Linked DNA regions of Homo sapiens: region 2 is linked to region 1. Evidence: read pairs that join two places in POLR2A ChIA-PET (ENCODE). Cell type or tissue: Panc1. All regions are shown on one strand.

What was found. ChIA-PET counts read pairs that join two places held together with the same protein. Peaks named below come from ENCODE experiments on the same cell type or tissue, not always from the same donor. Only the 100,000 strongest peaks of a DNase experiment are listed, where the experiment ranks them.
Region 2: POLR2A ChIA-PET joins it to region 1 with 7 read pairs; 3 of 35 experiments call an interaction of 5 or more read pairs at or near these places.

What each region holds. Positions count from the first base shown.
Region 1 is chr12:112,350,945-112,358,944 of GRCh38, forward strand. All of the region lies in intron 1 of HECTD4 (HECT domain E3 ubiquitin protein ligase 4), which reads right to left. Among named protein-coding and RNA genes, the nearest start is that of HECTD4, 27 kb to the right of the region's middle. In Panc1, no CTCF peak of the experiment used is centred here; no DNase peak of the experiment used is centred here.
Region 2 is chr12:112,112,064-112,120,063 of GRCh38, forward strand. No RefSeq gene overlaps it. Among named protein-coding and RNA genes, the nearest start is that of NAA25, 7.3 kb to the left of the region's middle. In Panc1, no CTCF peak of the experiment used is centred here; no DNase peak of the experiment used is centred here; H3K27ac peaks cover 2,222 bases.

The sequences.
Region 1 (8,000 bases):
TCTCCCTAAAAAAGAGCTTAATTCCATGTCAGAAATCTACTGGAGTGTGAATGGCAGCATACATCATCACTTTCATTCAAAATGTGTGGTCAGCTTGGTCACTGGCCACCTCGTTTCATATTCTACAGAGGAAGACATGTTTGGTTTGGGTAAGGGTTTATTTCCCATGTCTTGCAGATCTGAAGATCTGTACCTAGCTTTCTGTGTAGGTATATCAAATAGCCAGTCCCTGCACTCCCCTCCTGACTTGCTTTATCAATGTTTTCAAAGAATTCAAATCTCTTGCTTCCAAATAGAAGCTTACTGTAAGATGAGCAGTCCCTGTGCACAAAGGAGACAAGGAGACCAGCCTCATGATCGCGTCAGAAGTGGTGGTTTGGCACTATCATCTCTAACCAAATGTGCAGGGCAGGGCAGGTTTGCATCTGCCAGGACACAGATAAGGGAGTATGGCTGGGCTTCCTTCTCCTATCTCAAAATATGGCTCATAACAGCATGGAGATCTTCTCTAGGTAACCAATTTAAATAATCTTTTAATAGTAGAAAACCAGGCCAGTGGTTTAGGAAACAAGTCTGTTTAAGCAAGTATTCCAACAAAGACAAATCTATAAATTTCCAGGTCTGTCTATAAACTATTCATAGTGGCTAAATAAATATCATGCTTTAATAAATACAAATTTCTAGGCAAGGGGTAAAAGTGAAAGGTGTTAATTTAGTGTGTTTAGTTGTCTTCTTGCATTAAAGCTACAGATAAATCATGGAAGATCATAAATGACTATTTTTACTTTTTTTATGCTACACTGACTGACATAAAGATTTTACTACCAAGGATGGCATAAGTACCTACGTAGTAACATAGCCTAATAGATAAAATTACTGTCGGCATGTTTAAAAGGCAAAAATTCTAACCCAAAGTATCTCAGTCATCTCAGTCACTAATCTTTCTGTTATTCAGTTTCTTAATCTTTAAAACAAAGACAGAATGAATATGGCCTACCATTTCCCTTCACTTTCCTATTTTGGTGTTTTCATTCAATTTAACAGATATTCAGCAAAACTACCACACTATGGGTAGTGAGAAGGCTGAGGAGCTCTCATATAAATGCATATGCAGTTATAGGGAAACTAATAACTTTTCCTATTAAGAAGCTTTTGCTTTTTAATTTTTTAAATTTTTTTGAGACAGGGTATGCTCTTGCACATAAGAACGTTTCAATTAGATGAAGAAAATACCTATGGTGGCGAGGAGGGGACATCAGAAGAATATGAGTTAGGGTAGCTGTTCTCAACCCTGGCTGAATATTAGAATTGCTTTGAGAGCTTTTAAACGAGACTAATGAGTTGGTCTCATCCCAGTCTGGTTACCTTAGAATATCTGTGGATGGAGCATCTTTTTTTTTTTTTTTTTGAGACAGAGTCTTGCTCTTGTTGCCCAGGCTGGAGTGCTGCAGCACAATCTCGGCTCATTGCAACCTCCGCCTCCTGGGCTCAAGCGATTCTCCTGCCTCAGCCTCCCGGGTAGCTGGGATTACAGGTGCCTGCCACTACGCCCAGCTAATTTTTATATTTTTAGTAGAGACAGGGTTTTACCATGTTGGCCAGGCTGGTCTCGAACTCCTGACCTCAGGTGATCTGCCCACCTCAGCCTCCCAAAGACATCATTTTTTTCCCTTCTTTTTTGAGACAAGGTCTTGCTGTGTTGCCCAGGCTGAAGTACGGTGGTGCCATCACAGCTCACTGCAGCCTCAACCTCCTGGGCTCAAGCAATCCTCCCACCTCAGCCTCCCAAGTAGCTAAGACCACATGTATATGCCAAAATGCCCAGCTAGTTTTTTGATTTTTTGTAGAGACAGAGTCTCGCTATGTTGCCAGGGCTGGTCTCGAACTCCAGGGCTCAAGTTATGCTCTTGCCTCAGCCTCCCAAAGTGCTGGGGTTGCAGGCATGAGACACCACAACCAGCCCAACATAAGTGTTTTAAAATAAGACAACCATCATTCTGGCTTGTGATGAGACCTTGTCTGTAATGAAGAAAACTTCAGAATTCCTATAAGTCAGTTGCCAAAAGGCTAGAAGCATCATTGATTTCCTGTTAGCAAACATCCATAACAAAGACTAAGTCCTTGCTTTACCCCAGACCAAAACAGAACATCAACTCTATGGAAACCAGCAGAAGAATTTCATAAGAACCAAGGAGCTGACTGACAGCCACCTGACTGGCAGCCACCATTACCAGGTTAAAACTATGTCTGATGATGTTTCTTGACAGCTCTGCGTTCCAAGAATGAGCACATGGCTTCATTACAATCAAGGGGCAACTTAAAGAACAGGTGAGGGATTCTTTCTAAGTATCTTTCTAGGCTAATGGATATTTTATCAAACCTGTCTTATTTCCCTAAATTCTAAACATGCTACTGAGAGAAAAGGCTCTAAAATTATTAACCCATGTACAGACTATTTTGTTTTTGTCATTTCTCTTATAGAAGAACATATATTACTAAAAAAAGTCAGCTTCGTATTGTCTTTTATATTTTGTAAAATGTGGCTCTTTCCTGAGTTTCAACAATGACTGGTTGAATAGAGATGAGTCATTTTAAGAAACTACAGGCGGGGTGTGGTGGCTCATGCCTGTAATCCCAGACTTTGGGAGAACAAGGAGGGTGGATCACAAGGTCAGGAGTTCGATACCAGTCTGGCCAATATGGTAAAACCCCATCTCTACTAAAAATACAAAATTAGCTGGGTGTGGTGGGAAACTACAACCAGATCCTTTCATGCATCAAAGAAAAACCCAAAATAAGTTCTAAACTTCAGCTTTAAAAAGTTAGGCTAGAAGAATCATTTCCTGTCCTCATAGAATCCACTTGCTTGCTGAAAATATTATAGAAATAGAACTTTATTAATGTGAAGGGTAATTTTAATCTCATCAGTTAACATTTGCCAAAATGGAATATGTGCTCGACAGGATTAATAATAGTGGTTTTTAGCCAGCACAGTGGTGCATGCCTGTTGCCCAGCTACTCAGGAGGCAGATGTAGGACAGTCACTTGAGCCCAGGAGTTCAAAGCCAGTCTGGGTAACACAGCAAGAACCTACCTCTAAGAATAATAATAATAATAGATTTTTATTTTTTATTTTGATTTTTTTTGAGATAGGGTCTCGCTCTGTTGTCTAGGCTGGAGTGCAGTGGCGTGAACACAGCTCACCGCAGCCACGACCTACCAGGCTCAAGCAATCCTCCCACCTCAGCCTCTTGAGTAGGCACGTACTACCGTGACCAGCTAATTTTTTAATTTTTTGTAAAAGCAGGATCTCGCCATGTTGCCAAGACTGGTCTTGACCTCCTAGGCTCAAGCATCCTCCTGCCTAGGGCTCCCAAAGTGCTGGGATTACAGGTGTGACCTATCACCCAATAGTGTCTTTTTTTAATCCATTGGTTTGAAATTCTTCACCCTGCCTCCTAAAAGAGACAGAAAGAGGGAAAAACCTGGGTATGTTATTCATAATGCTTCTATTAAAACCAAGGAGCAGCCAGTAGTTTGAGACTAGTCTGAGCAAACATGGTGAAACCTCGTCTCTACAGAAGATATAAAATTAGCTGGGTGTGGTTGTACACACCTGTAGTCCCAGCTGCTTGAGAGGCTGAGGGAGGAGGATTGCATGAGCCCAGGAGGCAGACATTGCAGTGGGCCAAGATTGCGCCATTGCACACCAGCTTGGGCAACAGAGCAGACTGTCTCAACAAAACAAAACAACAACACACACACACACACGCACGCACAAACACACATACACACAGCAACACTTCAAATCTCAAATTATTTTGGGTCACCACCAAAAAATTATATTCTCAACCATGGTCTATGCTGGTTATTCCAATCCTAGTTCAATTTCAAATCATCATAAATATTAAGAATTTGAGCCTTTGTACAAATAAAAACTAGACTCAAAACAAAGATGAGCGCTGCCCTACAGGTCAAATATTTATTCTATGCTATATTTAAATAAGCATAAGGTTAAGGGTTTGCCAAATGGGATTTTAATTTTTTTTTTTTTGAGATGGAGTCTTGCTGGGTCACCCAGGCTGGAGTGCAGTGGCGCTATCTCGGCTCACTGCAACCTCCGCCTCCCGGGTTCAAGCCATTCTCCTGCCTCAGCCTCCAGAGTAGCTGGAATTCAGGTGCGTGCCACCAGGCCCAGCTAATTTTTGTGTTTTTTAGTAGAGACAGGGTTTCGCCATGTTGGCCAGGCTGGTCTCAGAACTCCTGACTTCAGGCCCGCCTTGGCCTCTCAGAGTGCTGGGATAACAGGTGTGAGCCACCGCGCCGGGCGCCAAATGGGATTCAAAAAAAAAAAAAAAAAAAAATTGTGGGCCAGGCACGGTGGCCGACACCTGTAATCCCAGCTACTCGGGAGGCTGAGGCAGGAGAATGGCTTGAACCCGGAAGGCGGAGGTTGCAGTAGGCTGATACCGCGCCACTGCACTCCAGCCTGGGCGACCGAGCAAGAGACTCCGTCTCAAAAATAAAAATAAAGGCCAGGCACGGTGGCTCACACCAGTAATCCCAGCACTTTGGGAGGCCGAAGTGGACAGATCACCTGAGGTCGGGAGTTCGAGACCAGCCTGACCAACATGGAGAAACCCCATGTCTACTAAAAATACAAAAATTAGCTGGGCGTGGTGGCACATGCATGCCTGTGATCCCAGCTGCTTGGGAGGCTGAGGCAGGAGAATCGCTTGAGCCCGGGAGGCGGAGGTTGCAGTGAGCGGAGGTCGCACCACTGCACTCCAGCCTGGGAGACAGCGAGACTCTGTCTCAAAAAAACAATAAAAATAAAAATAAAAATAAAATAAAATGTGCCATTCTATTTCATTATATAAAGATTTATTCAATCACATTGTGTGGATGATATCACAGATGCGAACAGTATTAGGAAGCAAAAAGCAATCCCTTCACCTTTCTTAATACTCAAATAATTTTTTTTTAATTTGCCAAAATGAAATCTAGTAAGTCAAAGGGATCTTATTTCTAAGGACTCTTGGATTATAAACAGAATTTCTAGCGGGGTGATAACTGGGGAGAGTCACTTGGCTCAGTCACTGACCTTCCTTTATCCTTAAATTGAGAGTGGCAATTTCATGACCCTGAATAGTATAAAAAATATGTCCCTCAAACGTATAAGCACCATATGAAGCTAATAGCCTTTGAAGGTCTATATTTACTGTGTCATAGATAAGCTCAACTACAATTCGATTTGATTAAAAAATCAGTACAGTGATACTCTAATCCAAAAAATATCAAATGATTGCTAAAAATAAAGGGGATATTGTAAATGGCATAAATTGCATCAAAATGGGAATGAACACTAAATAATTACAGCTATATATGTTCTAAAAACTAATGACAAAAGAAAGCTGAAAAATCCCCAGTAACTTCTCATTAGATCTTTTCCGTCTCACTCTCTTTCTGGTGTGTGTTTTTTGTTTGTTTGTTTTTTTGTTTTTTGTTTTTAGAAAGACAGGGTTGGGCTGTCACCCAGGGTGGAGTGCAGTGGCATGATCTTGGCTCACTGCAACCTCCATTTCCCAGGCTCAAACCATCCATCCACCTCAGCCTCCCAAGTAGCTGGGACTACAGGCGTGCACCACCATGCCCAGCTAATTTTTGTATTTTGGTAGAGACAGGGTTTTGCCATGTTGCCTAGGCTGGTCTCAAACTCCTGGGCTCAAGTGATCCTCCCACCTCGGCCTCCCAAAGTGCTGGGAGGCATGAGCCACCAGGTCAGGCCCCTTTCCTTTTCTTAACCAAGAAGGTAACATACAAAAACTGCCATGATATATTCAAACACTTATGGATAGGGCTAGCTACCAAAAAGTTTAAGGTTCTTCTGAACTTTTAGGCTTCCTGATTAAAAAGAATTATAAAAAGTTCCTTCAACCTTTCTGAGCTAGGGGTTTAGGCACTATAAGTCTCTAAATGTTTACTCTCTGTTTTTGTACTTATCTTGTCATTACATTAACAGACAGTTCGTGGTATGTGGACCATACTTTGAGAGGCATTGTTCTGTACGGAACATACTTTATTTTCCAGAGTAATTTAAAAAGCCTCCAAGTTCACAGTAATGACCAAAATAGACCAAAGGAACTCAGTGTTTTCTGAAAAAAAGCAGGACTAAATGATTTCAAGATCCTTTTCAGCCCCACAAGTTCTATGATCCTAAAGCTAAAGATGTGATTTGACTGGTAAGTAAAACGCTCATTGCCTAATGATAGGCATTTCTGTCACACCAACAGAGTAGCTAAAAGAGGAAAAGTCATAATAAAAAAAAAGTGGGGGTTGGGGGGAATAAGCTCAGAGAAGAGAAAGAATTTAACTGTGAAGTAGACACGGACAGTGAGGAGATGTAGCTCAGTAAGACAGATAAAACGCCAATAGGCTGAACAACATGGTGAAACCCCATCTGCCCAGCTACTGGGTGGGGGGCTAAGGTGGGAAGATAGCTTGAGTCTGGGAGGTTGAGGTTGCAGTGAGCTGTGATGATAAGGAGGGTGGGAGGAAGGATAGAGAAAACAAACAAACAAACTACTAAAGCAGTTACTTCCACTCAGGGTAGGAGATGCAGTTCTCACAAATTAGCCTCTGAAAATTGGCCATTTTAATAATTAAGCCTAAGTCATGAAAGAAAGGTTAAATTATCTTTAAGAACCTTGTTTACCAAAGCAAAGAAGTATGTAATACATAAAAGACTTATATCACAAAGATTACATAGCATTCAAAAAAGACTCCTAGATTCATTATTTCAGAATCTTTATTATACAGTATTAGTTTTATGTTACTTACAAAATGCTAATGTATGGTATGAATGGCATTAATCCAATTCTAGGCTTCTAGTAGGAGCTCAATAAACTGCTACTACCATGTATTTTATTCTTTAACTGCAGAAGCCTCCATGTTCTCATATCTAAAAGATAATTCTGGCCAGGCCCAGTGGCTCATGCCTGTCATCCCAGCACTTTGGGAAGCCGAGGCAGGCGGATCACTTGAGGTGAGGAGTTTGAGACCAGCCTGGCCAACATGGTGAAACCCTGTCTCTACTAAAAATACAAAAATTAGCTGGACATGGTGGCAGGCACCTGTAATCCCAGCTATTCCAGAGGTTGAGGCACAAGAAATTGCTTGAACCTGGGAGGCGTAGGTTGCAATGAGCCAACATCACGCCACTGCACTTCAGCCTGGTGATAGAGCAAGATTCTGTCTCAAAAAAAATAAAAAATAATTCCTATTGTATCTATCCCACAAGTTTATTTTTAGAGGAATAAAATAATGTGGTCAGTTAAAATATGATTCATCCATAAAATAAAATATTATAACCTACTAAAAAGTATTAAGAGCTGGGTACAGTGGCACACACCTGAAATCCCAGCTATTCAGGAGCCCGAAGCAGGGGGATCACTTCAGCCCAGGAGTTCAAGACCAGCTTGAACAACATAGCAAAACCTCATTTCAAAAAGAAAAAAAATCAAAAAAAGCATTATGTAAATTTTATGTTATGAATATGAAAAATATCCTTACACATATTGTTTAGTATAAGGTACAAATAGCATATATAGTATGATCTCAATGACAGAATATTATTCAGGGGTAGTAATAAATGTGCCTATCTGTCTATGACCATAGACAGATTATGATCAAAGAAAGGAGGATTAAACTAACATTTCGAATCATAATTGACGACACCAAAAAGATTCATTCAAAACATGTATCAAGAAAATTTAGAGGAGATACTGTTTCTCAGTTGTAAATAATGCCAGAAAAACTCATAAGGCTACAAGAGACAGAGATCCAAAGCTACATTTGCTAAAAAGAAATTTGTGTCACTGTCAACATAGTAAGAAAGACGCTTACTCTCAACAAACACACATTCTAGATCCTGTAGTATAAGAACGGCCGGCCGGGCGCGGTGGCTCATGCCTATAATCCCAGCACTTTGGGAGGCCGAG
Region 2 (8,000 bases), 240 kb before region 1:
ACACTGCACTCCAGCCTGGGCAACAGAGGGAGACTCTGTCTCAAAAATATATATAAATAAATAAATACTCCCTGGATAAGGATCATTTGAGCCCAGGAGTTTGAGGCTGTAGTGAGCTATGATTGCACTACTGCACTCCGGCCTGGGTGACAGAGCGAGACCCTGACTCTCCAAAAACAAACAAACAAAGACTCCCGGGATGAAGTTATCAGGCAAAGTACAACAAAATATTTGAGACATACATACATACATTCACTGTTTATCTTAAATTCAAATTTAACTGGGTGTCCTGTATTTTTATTTGCTAAATCGGGCAACCCTGCGCTAGGGGAAACTCCATGCCCCCCAAATCATGCTAAGCAGCAACAATGAAGGGCAGATGCCTCAGGCAAGCTGACCCTAGGATCACTCAGAGATGGTGTGTGACCCTGCTGAGGTTGGGCTAGGACAGGGAAAAGGAGGGAGGAGAGCTGGGGTTCACCTTTGGTGCAAGTGAAAGAGATGATGAGTCACCTGAGATTTAAGAATTTCCCAGGAATGGAAAAATACAGCACCTTTAAGGGGAGCACATATGAGGCTCCTAACCAAGGCTCGGGTTACTCAGCCATGTTCTTACGCTACCTTTGTTGGCCTGGCCCCAGAGGAATGCTGATAGACTTGGCACCCAGCTCCCTGAACTTGGCAAGACCAGGGCATCATATGGATCTACCTAGCAGAGGCTTCTAGAGTCTTAGGTCACCATCCTTAGTGGGATATATTTCCCTCCACTCTGAAAGACTGCTTAGCATCCAACTAGGATTAATTGGTTGTTCTCTTTTCCCATTCCTACTGCTTGTCCTCAGAACCTAAGAATGAAGCAGTGACTCGCTAGGCTCTGGGCCTGTCCTTACCTGCCGCTGGGAGGCAGCTTGCACACCCTTTGGCAGGCCTGAATCTTTTCGGGTAACAAGATGACCTCTGAGGAAGCCAAAAGCCCATCCTTGCTGTACAATTCAGAACTTGGAGCTCTTAGCGATGACATTATGGAAAAGTGCTTGGTATACAGCAGGTGCTCATTAAGTAGTGTTTTCCATTTTCTCAACTTAGAGGAGGGGCATACAGTCTTCATTTGGTAACATTTTCTCTAGTGAGAAACATTCTCCCTGGCCGGGTGTGGTGGCTCATACCTGTAATCTCAGCGCTTTGGGAGGCTGAGGCAGGTGGATCACTTGACGTCTGGAGTTTGAGACCAGCCTGGCCAACATGGCAAAAACCCATCTCTACTAAAAAATACAAAAATTGGCCAGGTGTGGTGGCCCACACCTCTAATCCCAGCTACTTGGGAGGCTGAGGCAGGAGAATCGCTTGAACCCAGGAGGCAAAGGTTGCAGTGAGCCGAGATCACGCCACTGCACTCCAGCCTGGGCCACAGAGCAAGACTCTGTCCCCCTACCGCCAAAAAAAAAGAAGAAGAAGAAGAAGCAGAAGGAGAAGGAGAAGGAGGAGAAGGAAAAGGAGAAGAGAAGGAGGAGGAGGAGGAGGAGAGGAAGAGGAAGAGGAAGAGGAAGAAGAAATGTTTTCCCTAAAGGGCAGTGAGACACCTGGGTGCTTTGTGCCTGAATAGCTAAGGATACCAGGGAGGGGGACTGCATTACTTGAATATGGTGATGTGGGTGTCTCCATCCAATGATTCTTCTAGTTTTTCTTTTTTTTTTGCGGGGGGGACGGAGTCTCGCTCTTTCGCCTGGGGCCGGACTGCAGTGGCGCTATCTCGGCTCACTGCAAGCTCCGCCTCCCAGGTTCTCGAGTAGTTGAGACTACAGGCGCCCGCCACCACGCCCGGCTAATTTTTTGTATTTTTAGTAGGGACGGGGTTTCACAGTGTTAGCCAGGATGGTCTGGATCCTCCCGACCTCATGATCCGCCTGCCTCGGCCTCCCAAAGTGCTGGGATTACAGGCGTGAGCCACCGCGCCCAGCCTATGGTTTTATTTTTAACACGTAAATATTTGATCCATTTGGTATTTATTTCCATATGAATAATAAGGTAGTCTTTCGGCCAAGCGTGGTAGTTCACACTAATCCCAATACTTTGGGAGGCCAAGATGGGCAGATCACTTGAGGTCAGGAGTTCGAGACCAGCCTGGCCAACATGGTGAAACCCAGTCTGTACTGAAGATACAAAAATTAGCCGAGCGAGGTGGTACGTGCCTGTATTCCCAGCTACTCAGGAGGCTGAGGCAGGAGAATCACTTGAATCTAGGAGGAGGAAGTTGCAGTGAGCTGAGATCTCACCATTGCACTCCAGCCTGGGCGACAGAGCAAGACTCCCTCTCAAAATAAACAAATTAAATAAATAAATAAATAAATAAATAAATAAATGTCAGGTGCGGTAGCTCATGCCTGTAATCCCAGCACTTTGGGAGGCCGAGGTGGGCAGATTGCCTGAGCTCAGGAGATGACAACTAGCCTGGGCAACCTGGTGAAACCCCATCTCTACTAAAAATACAAAAAATTAGCTGGGCGTGGTGGCGTGCGCCTGTAGTCCCAGCTACTTGGGAGGCTGAGGCAGGAGAATTGCTTGAACCCAGGAGGCGGAGATTGCAGTGAGCTGAGATCTCGCCACTGCACTCCAGCCTGGGCAACAGAGCAATACTCTGTCTCAAAACGAATAAATAAATAAGGTGAGATTTCAATTTTATCTTTTTCAGTTGTATCTATCTATCTATAGTGGTCATATAAATATATATAGTAGCTGTATAAATATATAAAGGGAATATATATATACATATATATACACATGTATATATTTTTGTTTTGTTTTGTTTTGTTTTTGCCGGGTGCGGTGGCTCGCAGGCTGGGCGCAGTGGGTCACACCTGTAATCCCAACAATTTGGGAGGCCAGGGTGGGCGGATCACTTGAGGTCAGGAGTTCAAGACCAGTCTGGCTAACATGCTGAAACTCCATCTGTACTAAAACCACAAAAATTAGCCGGGCGTGGTGGCAGGCGCCTGTAATCCCAGATTACAAGAGAGGCAGGAGAATCACTTGAACCTTGGAAATGGAGGTTGCAGTGAGCTGAGATCGCGCCACTGACTCCAGCCTGCGTGACAGAGTGAGACTCCATCTCAAAAAAAAAAAAAATATATATATATATATAAAATGTATTTTATATATATATATATTTTTTTTTGGTAGAGACAGGTTCTTGAACACCTGGCTTCAAGCAATCCTCCCACCTCGGCCTCTCAAAGCCAAGGGAGCCACCATGCCTGACCTCAACCCCTATTTATTGAATAGTCCATCTTTTTCACAAAGCACCCAATGCCATCATTATCATATATTAAATTTCCATATGCATTTCTGGCTAGTCATGGAACAGTCTCTAGTCTCTATTCAAGGGCAGGTCAACACCGGAGTCTGCAGAGTTGGCTGGATTATCTGATCTGAGTCTGGGCTTGCTCTATACAGCCTCTGAACTACTCAACTCTTGGGAGAACATTGTCAGCTGCATTTGGGCTACTGGATGCTAAGAATGAGGCCCTTGATTTGGAATGAAGTCACCTTGAGGGGGTAGTGCTGCTTTGTGGCCAGTTCCCTGAGAAAGCGTATGAGATAAGGAATTAAAACCACCCAGGAAATTTTTTAAATAATTCTAAAATTTATATGAAAATAGTAATGACCTAGAATAGCCAAAATGGCAAGGCCAGTTGCAATGGCTCACATCTGTAATCCCAGTACTTTGGGAGGCCAAGGTAGGACGATTGCTTGAGTTCAAGACCAGCCTGGGCAACATAGCAAGACCCCCATCTCTACAAAACTAAAAAAATTAGCTGGAAGTGGTGGTGCACCCTTGTGGTCCCAGCTACTCTGGAGTGTGAGGCGGGAGGATTGCTTGATCCAGCCAGGAGTTTGAGGCTGCAGTGGGCTATGACCCTTTCTCAAAATAAATAAATAAATAAAGCCACATTCGTTAAGACTGTGGAGAAATAGCATAAGGATAAACAGGTAGATGTGTAGAACAGAGAGCCCAGAAATAGATTCTATACATATGGTCACTTGATTTATGACAAAGGCCCAAGTGAAATTCAGTGGAGAAAAGATTTTTTCTCCCAGTAAATGGAACCATAGGTTATGTTTTTATTTATTTATTTGGTCTGTTTGTGAGGCAAGGTCTCACTTTGTCACCCAGGAGGGAGTGCAGTCACACAATCACAGCTCACTGCAGCCTTGAACTCCTGGGCTCAAGCGATCCTCCTCCCTCAGTCTCCCGAGTAGCTGGGACTACAAACACACATCAGAATGCCCAGCTAATTTTTTCACTTTTTTGTAGAGGCAGGGGTCTTGCTATGTTACTCAGGCTAGTCTTAAACTCCTGGGCTCAAGCAATCCTCCCACCTTTGCCTTCCAAAGTGCTGGGATTATATATATGTGTGAGCCACTGTGCCCGGCCTCACACCTTAGGCAGTGTTGGGGGAGAGAACTGAGTGAGGGCTTTTCCTGGGAAATCAGACTAAAACAAAGTGATCCTAACTCTCCTCCTCTAGACACTAGGAGGGTCTCTGCAGGTGTCTGTGGGTTGAAGCTGCCCGGGGAAGGCAGCGGTGGCCCCTGGGAACTCTGCCTGGCAAACAGGCAGCCTGGAAAATGTCCCAGCATGCTCTGAGGCCTCTGGTCCAATCCCAGTCCTCCTCATGAATATGTATGAGTCCCCAGTTATCAGCTGCGGCTCTGAGCCTCTTCCTCCCTGCTCAACCCCCCACCGCTCTCTTCCCCACACAAACATCCCTCACCCTTCCTCTTCTCCTTGATAACTGTCAACATCTCTTGCTCCTTGCTTCAGAACTGATGAAATAATGTGAACATTTCAGGGCCTGAGGACATATCTAGAGTGTTTCAGGGCCTGGCACCTTGATTAGGAAACTGGCTTTTAGCAGTAGTTTCACAAATAATTCTCCAGTTAGAGATGAATATACTTGTGACTATGTGCCAATAATAATAATAATAATAAAATCAGATGAATGTCTAAAGCCCGCCTTGGAAGACCTAACTCCATCTAGAAAATAAAAGTGCGTGATGTCCTTCTGTGGCAGACACTGTCCTTTGCTCTTGCTTCCCTAATAGCTCCCTCCCTGGTTACTCCCCTGTTATTCCCTGGTTACTTCCCCTCCCAGTGTGTCAATTATCTAAGCCTCTTTGAGTAATCAGATGGCCAGCTAATGAGTGAGTGCCTGAGTCACCCTGGGGCCACTGAAAAATAAAAAAAGATGGAATTCCAAAACTTGTAGGTAGAAATTAAAAGACTGCATTGTTTTGGTTTTTAAGCCAGAGCCAGTACAGTGGCTTACACCTGTAATCCCAGCACTTTAAGAGGCTGAGGTGTGAGGATCATTTGAGACCAGGAGGTCAAGGCTGCCGTGAGCTGTGATTGTATCACTGTATTCCAGCCTGGGTGAGACCTTGCCTCAAAAAAATTTTTTTTTAATTAAAAAAAAAAAAAGCCAGGGGCCAGGTGCGGTGGCTCATGCCTGTAATCCCAGCACTTTGGGAGGCCGAGGTGGGCAGACCACGAGGTCAAGAGATCAAGACCATCCTGGCCAACATGGTGAAACCCCGTCTCTACTAAAAATAAAAAAATTAGCTGGGCGTGGTGGCGTGCGCCTGTAGTCCTAGCTATTCGGGAGGCTGAGGCAGGAGAATCACTTGAACCTGGGAGGAGGAGGTTGCCGTGAGCCAAGATCACACCACTGCATTCCAGCCTGGTGACAGAGCAAGACTCCGTCTCAAAAAAAAAAGAAGCCAGGGCTAAATAAATATTAATAAATCATGAGAGCTAGAGATATTTATGTACACACGGATGACTGGAACTTTTAATAACCAAAAGCCAAATAAAGGCAAACTCTATAGCCCATTCCGGTAATTCTACTCCTGGGTGTATACCTAACAGAAATTAACATCATATCTAACCAAGAACAAGAATATTCATACCTGGCTGAAACTAGAAACAAGCCAAATGTTCATTAACTGTAGAATGGGCTAATAAATTGTGAAGTTGTGAAGATATTCACAATTTATTAAGAATACTACATGACAATGAAAAGGAATGAACTAAGGTTATATGCAATGACATGGGTGAATATAACATTCAAGATATTGCCTGAAAAAAGTCTGACACAAAATAGTATATATTTCATCATTCTATCTGTTCCTACGGAATAGAACAGGCAAAACTATTCTTTTTTTTTTTTTTTTGAGATGGAGTCTCGCTCTGTTGCCCAAACGGGGGTGCAGTGGTACAATCTCGGCTCACTGCAACCTCTGCCTTGCGGGTTCAAGCGATTCTTTGGCCTCAAAGTCACAAGTAGCTGAGACTACAGGCATGAGCCACCATGCCCGGCCAATTTTTGTATTTTCAGTACAGACGGGGTTTCAGCATGTTGGCTAGGCTGGTTTCGAACTCCTGACCTCGTGAGCTGCTGGCCTTGGCCTCCCAGAGTGCTGGGTTAATAGGCATGAGCCACCGTGCCTGGCCGGGCATTTTCTATTTCTTGATCTGAGTGATGGTAACAGGGGTATATACAAATACAAAACTCCACTCCTAGGTGAAATTTCTCCTAGAGAAATGAAAACATACATCCATGCAGGGCTGGGTGCGGTGGCTCACGCCTGTAATCCCAGCACTTTGGGAGGCCGAGATGGGCGGATCACGAGGTCAGGAGATCGAGACCATCCTGACTAACACAGTAAAACCCTGTCTCTACTAAAAATACAAAAAAATTAGCCAGGCGTGGCGGCAGGCGCCTGTAGTCGCAGCTACTCAGGAGACTGAGGCTGGAGAATGGTGTGAACCTGGAGGCGGAGGTTGCAGTGAGCTGAGATTGCGCCACTGCACTCCAGCCTGGGTGACAGAGTGAGACTCTGTCTCAAGAAAAAAAAAAGAAAACATACATCCATGCAAAATTTGTATACGGTTGTGTAGAACAGCATTCTTGGCTGGGCAAGGTGGCTGAAGCCTGTAATCCCAGCATTTTGGGAGGCCAAGGCAGGCAGATTGCTTGAGTCCAAGAGTTCGAGACCAGCCTGCGCAGCATGAGGAAACCCCATCTCTACAAAAGATACAAAAAATTAGCTGGGTGTGCTGGCATGCACCTGTAGTTCCAGCTACTCAGGTGGCTGAGGTGGGAGAATTCCTTGATCCCGGGAAGCAGAGGTTTCAGTGAGCCGAGATTGTGCCGCCACTGCACTCCAGGCTGGGTGATCAAGGCAGACTCTGTCTCAGAAAAAAAAAAAAAAATTGAAAGAAAAGGAAAGAAATGAAGTACTGATGAATGCTATAGTATGGATGAACCTTGAAAACATCATGCTAAGTGAAATAAACCATCACAAAAGTCTCCATATTGTATGATTCCATTCATATGGAATGTCCCAAATAGGCAAATCTATGAAGAAAGAAAACTGATGGGTGATTGTCAGTCCGGGCATGGAGATGAGGGAAGTAACTGTTAATGGGCACAGTTTCTTTTGGGGATGATAAAAATGTCCAGGATCACCGGGCACAGTGGCTCACATAATCCTGGTACTTTGGGAGACCAAGGTGGGCGGATCACTTGAGGTCAGGAGTTTGAGACCAGCCTAGCCAATATGATGAAACCCCGTCTCTACTAAAAATACAAAAATTAGCTGGGCGTGGTGGCAGGTGCCTGTAGTCCCAGCTACTCGGGAGGCTAAGGCAGAAGAATCGCTTGAACCCGGGAGGCGGAGGTTGCAGTGAGCCGAGATTGCGCCACTGCACTCCAGCCTGGGCGACAGAATGAGACTCCATCTCAAAAAAAAAAAAAAATTGTCCAGGAACTAGATTGCAGTGATAGTTGCACAAATCTGTGACTATACTAAAAAATCATTGTGAAGTCTACTTTTTTTCTTTTCTTTCTTTTTTTTTTGTTTTTTGAGACAGAGTCTCAAACTCTGGGAGGCAAACTCTGCCTCCCAGGTTCAAGCGATTCTCCTGCCTCTGCCTCCCA